Regions from separate parts of the Mus musculus genome. Here region 1 is linked to region 2. Evidence: chromatin loops called from intact Hi-C (ENCODE). Cell type or tissue: heart. All regions are shown on one strand. Links, peaks and the distances in the headings refer to the core of each region. The heading gives the core; the rest is flanking DNA. Region 1 holds the start of Mir26b (microRNA 26b). Region 2 holds the start of Arpc2 (actin related protein 2/3 complex, subunit 2).

Region 1 (2,899 bases), core at 157-2,656, 160 kb before region 2:
GCTGCTGGCCAACAGGCTTAGGGGTGATCCACAAAAGGGGGACAGGAACAGTGGAGGAGGAAGGGCAGTCTAGAGAGGCTGCCCCAACCATACCCCATTCCTAAAGAGATAAGAATAGGATTCCCGTGGTCCCACCTCACCTAGTGGGAGCCACTCCCCTTCCCACACTGGTTTTATCCAAATGCAGGAGTCCAGGTTAGCCCTCTCACCCCAAGGCTGCAGGGCACCGGCCCCCGAGCCAAGTAATGGAGAACAGGCTGGTCAGCACCACAACCTATCCTGAATTACTTGAACTGGGTCCCGGGCAGTAGGGGTAAGAGGGGAAAGAGGGCTGCACAAGACAGGACCAGAAGGAGCCCAGTGTGCAGGTCTGGGAGTCTGGCTCCATCTCTGGAGTACCAGGTAGTCTTGGGTTCTCACTCTTTCTGAGCTTTGGACACGCCCCATCTATTAAAGTTCCATGGGGGACTCGCTCAAGAAGGGTGGGAGGAACCTGGGTGTAGTGCAGACACCAAGCTCCCCACCTCCCTCTGACCCTCACCTGGTGGACCACTCCATCTATCTCCACCGGGATGATGAAGTCCGCATTGTTCACTGGCTGTAAGGAAAGAATAATGGCTGGAGCTGGCGGGGAGGGAATCCCAAGGGTGGAAATCCAGCAGAGACCTCCCCCTGTCAAGAGACTAGAGGCTGAGAGGTGCCAGGCAGGGCCCACCTTGAAGGAGCTGTGCACCAGGGTCTCGTCCAGGTCGATGACGACGCAGATCTTGTCTGAGTCCTGGGCCTTGGCCTCGGGAAGCAGGTACTGGACTGGGGTGTGCTGTGGGGAGGGCTGGGCTGGAAGGGCACCTCTTACAGGGGCTTCCCTCCCCAAATTTCTCTATCTGAGGACCCGACCAGACCTTCTACCCCCTCCCCAGCTTGGAGTCTTGCAAACTGTGAGCCAGGGGTAAGATATATGGATCCTTTTTCCTCACCTCATAAAGTTCCCACCAGCAAGGAAGGCATAACTGTGGGTTGGGAGGCTGCAGTGGGGCTGGAAAGGGGGGGGGGGACCTAGCAGGCAAGCGCCCTCCCTCTGCACATTTTAGGATCTGCACGTGTATCAGTGAAGTTCGGGCCTATACCCCTATCTGTATCTGCCAAGTCTACTTCCGGCTAGGTCTCGGTGCATCCAAATTGCCACAAACCTTAGGGATGGCGCCATTTTCCTCCACCAGCAGGGGAGCCCCACTGTGGGCAGGTAGGGGCTCCCCATCATCCCGGCAGACACAGCAGAAGAGGGAGTGGAGGATGCCCCGACTCCGGGGCTTCTGGGAAACTGCTGACTTCTGGTCACCTGAAGCAAGACGTGAATGTGGGCACACTGGCCTGCAGGGGCTGCATGCACTCCAGTCTCAAATCCCTGAGCACAGAGAATGTGAGCATTCTCCCTCCATCAGGAGACACATGGGGGTGGCTCTGGCTGGCTGTCCTCCAGAGAACCCCGCTTCCATGAGCCCCACCACGGGCCACTTCAGGGCCCCTGCAGCTCAGCGTCTTAAGGAAATCTGGTGTGGCTTTTTAGGAAGGCAGCCACTTTAAGAAGTAGATGGCTTAAGGAGGGGACCGATTTTTCTCACGGTTGGTTCTCAATCATCTGACCCCACAGGTGGACGTTACCTGAGCATCCCCTGCTCTGGACCTTCAGGGCTCAGGGCCCTGTCGTCCACTCCCACTCTCCCTCCATTCTGTCTACCCAGTGAGTCCAAAGTCCCCATTGAGCCTGGGCCCAGAGGCCAGTGTCCCAGGGCTGTCAGCCCCACCGGCCCCACCTCCTTCACCCCGCCCCGTCTCTTTGCAGCGGCCTGTCTAAATTGACAGACCTACCCCCACCAAGCCTCTTCTCTAATCCTTTCTGCCTCCAGGCCACCCCCCCCCCAACCCCCAAAGAGCGAGGAACTGGACAGTGGACAAACCCGGAGTGACTTCCCAATCTTGAAATTCACACAGGGGAGGGAGGGGTGAGCCCCACTCTTGCGAGCCTTAGGGGCTCCGCATAGGCGGGCAGCACCCCTTACAGGGTGGGTGCAAGCGTGCACAGGCCCGAGGCCAACCGGCCTAGCCTGTTGCAGCCTGGGTGTCGCGTGCCCAGCTGGATACAAGGCCCCCAAGTCTGTCTTGCAAGGCTAGGGGCTCTCTGCCTTCGAAGGTGTCGTCTGCACCTCCACGCGTGACGCCCGAGTTTGTGGGAACCTGGCTGTGAGTTAGTTGGCGGGAGATCCCTGCAAGCCTCCCCAGCCCGCTGTCACCTCGGCACCCCTTCCAGACCTCAGCCTGGAGGGGGCGGAGCCTCAGCGGGTGGCCGGGTGGCCGCCTCACCCCCACCTTCTCGTCCCATTGGCGCCAAACTGGGGGAGGGGGTGACGCCCGGGAGCCCGCCAGCCCCTCGCTCGCCTTCTGCCTCAGTTTCCCCACTACGAGAAGCCTCGAGCGCACTGGTGGCGCCAGGCCCCGCCCAGCGCCTCAGACTCTCGCGGAGTTCAAACTCTCTCGGCCGCACTGGCCGGGGCTCGGGCCGGGCCAGGCCGAGGCGCGCGCCCGGGACAGCGGCAGCGACCGCAGCGCGGGGACGGCCCCTAGTCCGGTTCTGCCCTCCCGCCGCCCGCCTACCTTTGCCCCGCAGCGGGCCCCGCGCCTCCTCCTTGCTGATCTGAGTAATGACGGCCGAGCTGTCCATGGGGCCCGGCGCGCTCCGCTCCGGCCGGACTCTGGCCCCGGCGCCCGGCCTCCCCCCCGGCTCGGGCCGGAATCGGGGCGCGGGGGGGAGGGGAGGGTGGGAGGGAGGGATCCCCGCGAGCTTCGGAGGGGAGGGGAGCCAGGTTCTCGGGGGGAGGGGGAGGGAGGGGGCGCGGAGGAA
Region 2 (2,899 bases), core at 267-2,766:
AGGGCAGGAAACAGCATGACACTGAATGCACCAATTCAAGGAATGTCCCATTTTGTTTTGCAGGTAAAATCTGTAACCTTACAAAAGAGACGGAGCAGACAATGTATTCCGAGTAAGTAGTGGGTTCATGCTTTCGATGTCTGTGAACCACAAGTTCATTACAAATGCTTAGAATTAAAGGGGGAGAATGAATGAATTCCCCCTCTCCCAGTCCTCTTCCCTCTGTGGATCGGCAAGCACTTTCCTATTTCTAGTTCCTAGTTCACAGAAAACAGCCTGCACTTATTTCCTAACTGTGAAACCAAAATGTGAAGCCCCACCTTTACCAATGAGGAAATGAGGCAAAGGAATGGCCACAGGCCACCATAAATTAGAACCTAAAACCCAATTCCTCTGCTCAGGTTTTAAATATATTAGAGAGGCAACGCGGCTTTAAGGGAGGAGTTTGCTTTTTTGTGTATGACAGAGAGGGCTGGAAATACGTCCCATATATTAAGATGCTGATGTTATAAATGGTTATCTTAAGAACTTTATAGATTCTGGGAGCAGAAGCAGCTATTAACCCAGTCGGCATTACTACAGAAGAAATCAAAGACCGGGGTCTTTGATAAGAATTTAAGACACACAACCAATAAGTAAATAGAGCAAGCTTGTCTCGAGAGCTAAAGAGAGTGTGGATGGAGAACCGTTGGCTTTGCCTAAAGGATATATAACAAAATGGCTAGTTTCACAGTAGGTTAGAGATTTTTTTTACCCCCCTAGCAGCCTGGGTCTGCTTTCAGTCTTGCCTCCTGCTTTTCCTGGGGTCTCGAGAGATGGGGGTGGGGAAGCAGAATGCTGGTGGCGATCTGGGCCTACACGTTCTTCCCACCTCGCCCTGGGAATTCCTGAAAACTCCATTCAATCCAGCTTCCCCAAAAGGGTCTCTCTGGGTTCGGTACAATGACGGAAAAGACAGAGGGAAGTGCACCCCTCTCTTCCCCCCTGAGGACCGTAGGCTCTCGGGCGTGACTTCTGGCCTCGGCTGCCCTCACGTCCTACAGGTCTCCTGTTCTCTGGCACGCCTTGCCCCTGTCCTCTCGCTGCTTCCGCATCCCTATCTCAGCCTCTCCCCACGCATCTCAGGCCCTCGGCTCACCGCGCCCCGTGGCTTCCCACGTCCATCCTGCCAGGGAAACCCTGAAGCCGCGCCAGGTTCCCGATTTGTCCCCCTCTAGGGCTGGGGAGCTGGACGCCACCCGGGATTTAGCTGGGGTCAACTCGGCCTCCTCCCGGCGTGCGCTTACCCGGCGGCCGCGTTCTCGAACTTGAGCGCGAGCGTCTCCTCGATGATGCGGTTGTTCACCTCCAGCAGGATCATGGCGGCGGCTGCCCCGGGCAGGGGAAGGAGAAACAAGGGCGGTGAGGGTGGGCAATCGAGGGTAGGACGGAGGGAGCGGCCCCGCTGCCCCTGACGAGGGGGGCTGGGTGCGGTAGGTGAGGGGAGAAGGGGACGGGGAGCGGGGTGGGGAGAGGCGGACACACGCGCTGGCCCGGCACGCGCTGCCTGTAGCAGGCAGCCACCACCCGACCGACCTGGCCCCCGAAGCTTCAACCCGCCTGCCGAGCCGCCGCCGCCTCCGCCGCCGCCTTACTTGACGATCCCGGTCCCCGCCCAGCCCCCGGCTCCAGCCGGCCACTTCCGCTCTCACACCCACTTCCGCTCGCCGCCCGCACGCGCGGCCCCGCGGCGCCATTTCCGCTTCGACCTCGCGCGTGCACTCGCCCGCAAGCGCGTCCCGGTGAGGAGGCAGGCAGAGGGCATGCGTGCGCATGCGCCACACGCCGCCCCGCTCCTCCTGACCAGGAGAGTCCTACGCTCACCTGTCATTCCCCGTTGTCCGTACAATCCACCTGCCCCTTTCGCGAATATTCCAGAAGCCTGATTCCACCCTTCCGATATTATTTCAGAAGCCCCCTTAAGAAGCTTGTTTGGGGTGGGGGGGATCCCTTGCTTCCAACTTGTGGGTGCTTTTTGCTCATTCCGTGCTTAGGGCTACCCTGCAGCACCGTTGTGCCTATTCTTCGCCAGCGACTGTTTAGTGGCCATCTCTCCTTCCCAGGGATACAGTGATTAATGCAATAGATGAGGACTTGACCTTCTAAAGCTTATGGTCTGCTAAAAGAAACGCAATAAAAGCCCGGCGTGGTGGCGCACGCCTTTAATCCCAGCACTCAGGAGGCAGAGGCAAGCCTGGTCTACAAAGTGAGTTCCAGGACAGCCAGGGCTATACAGAGAAACCCTGTCTCGAAAAACCAAAACCAAAAAAAAAAAAAAAACAAAAACAAAAAACCAACAACAACAAAAACGCAATAAATTCCACGTTGTTATTGGGCAATAAAGGAAAGGAATCCAGATGGGCCTTAGGGATTCCTGTCATACCTTTATTTCTTTGCTTAAGTGCCGCCACCGCCACCTGTCCTTTCAGCTTGGGTACCATGTTTCCACTTTTTTCTCTTCCAGGAACAATTTTAATTAAGCCTCTTCTCCATGCAATAAAAAAAAAAATTTTGTTTGATATTGATCAGAGGACACCTTTTGGTAGTCAGTTCCCTTCTCTCTCCAACACATGGATCCTGAGAATTGAACTCAGGTCATCGGGCTTAACAACAGGCACAACTTGCTGAGCCACGCCCTGGCCCTGTTTGTCCAGATTTTTGAAAGAGGGACTTGCTCTGTAGCTCTGGCTAGCCTTGAACATGTATTGGTGTCTCCAAGTTCTGGGATTCTCAGTTCACACCAATATGCCTTTCTTACTTCATTTCAGTTGTCTCTAAAAAAATCTTTTTTGCTGCTTGTGGTGAGGCATACTTTTAATCCTAGCACTCGGGAGGTGGAGACAGGCAGATTTCTGTGTGT

The links. Peaks named below come from ENCODE experiments on the same cell type or tissue, not always from the same donor. Only the 100,000 strongest peaks of a DNase experiment are listed, where the experiment ranks them.
Region 1: it touches region 2 in a loop (4-fold over the local background); 4 of 42 quality-filtered maps call a loop at or near these places.

The regions. Positions count from the first base shown.
Region 1 is chr1:74,391,718-74,394,616 of GRCm38, reverse strand. Ctdsp1 (CTD (carboxy-terminal domain, RNA polymerase II, polypeptide A) small phosphatase 1) reads right to left here. Exons shown (of 7, transcript NM_153088.2): 1 at 2,653-2,899; 2 at 1,191-1,339; 3 at 716-820; 4 at 542-598. The coding sequence starts at 2,719. It overlaps Mir26b (microRNA 26b), which reads right to left and starts at 307; the gene lies at 223-307. In heart, for the core only: a CTCF peak has its summit at 1,325; DNase peaks (open chromatin) are centred at 666, 1,336, 1,796 and 2,326; H3K4me3 peaks cover 1,744 bases; H3K27ac peaks cover 1,707 bases.
Region 2 is chr1:74,235,287-74,238,185 of GRCm38, reverse strand. It overlaps Arpc2 (actin related protein 2/3 complex, subunit 2), which reads right to left and starts at 1,669. Exons shown (of 10, transcript NM_029711.2): 1 at 1,287-1,669. The coding sequence starts at 1,360. In heart, for the core only: no CTCF peak of the experiment used is centred there; DNase peaks (open chromatin) are centred at 1,085 and 1,725; H3K4me3 peaks cover 2,113 bases; H3K27ac peaks cover 1,987 bases.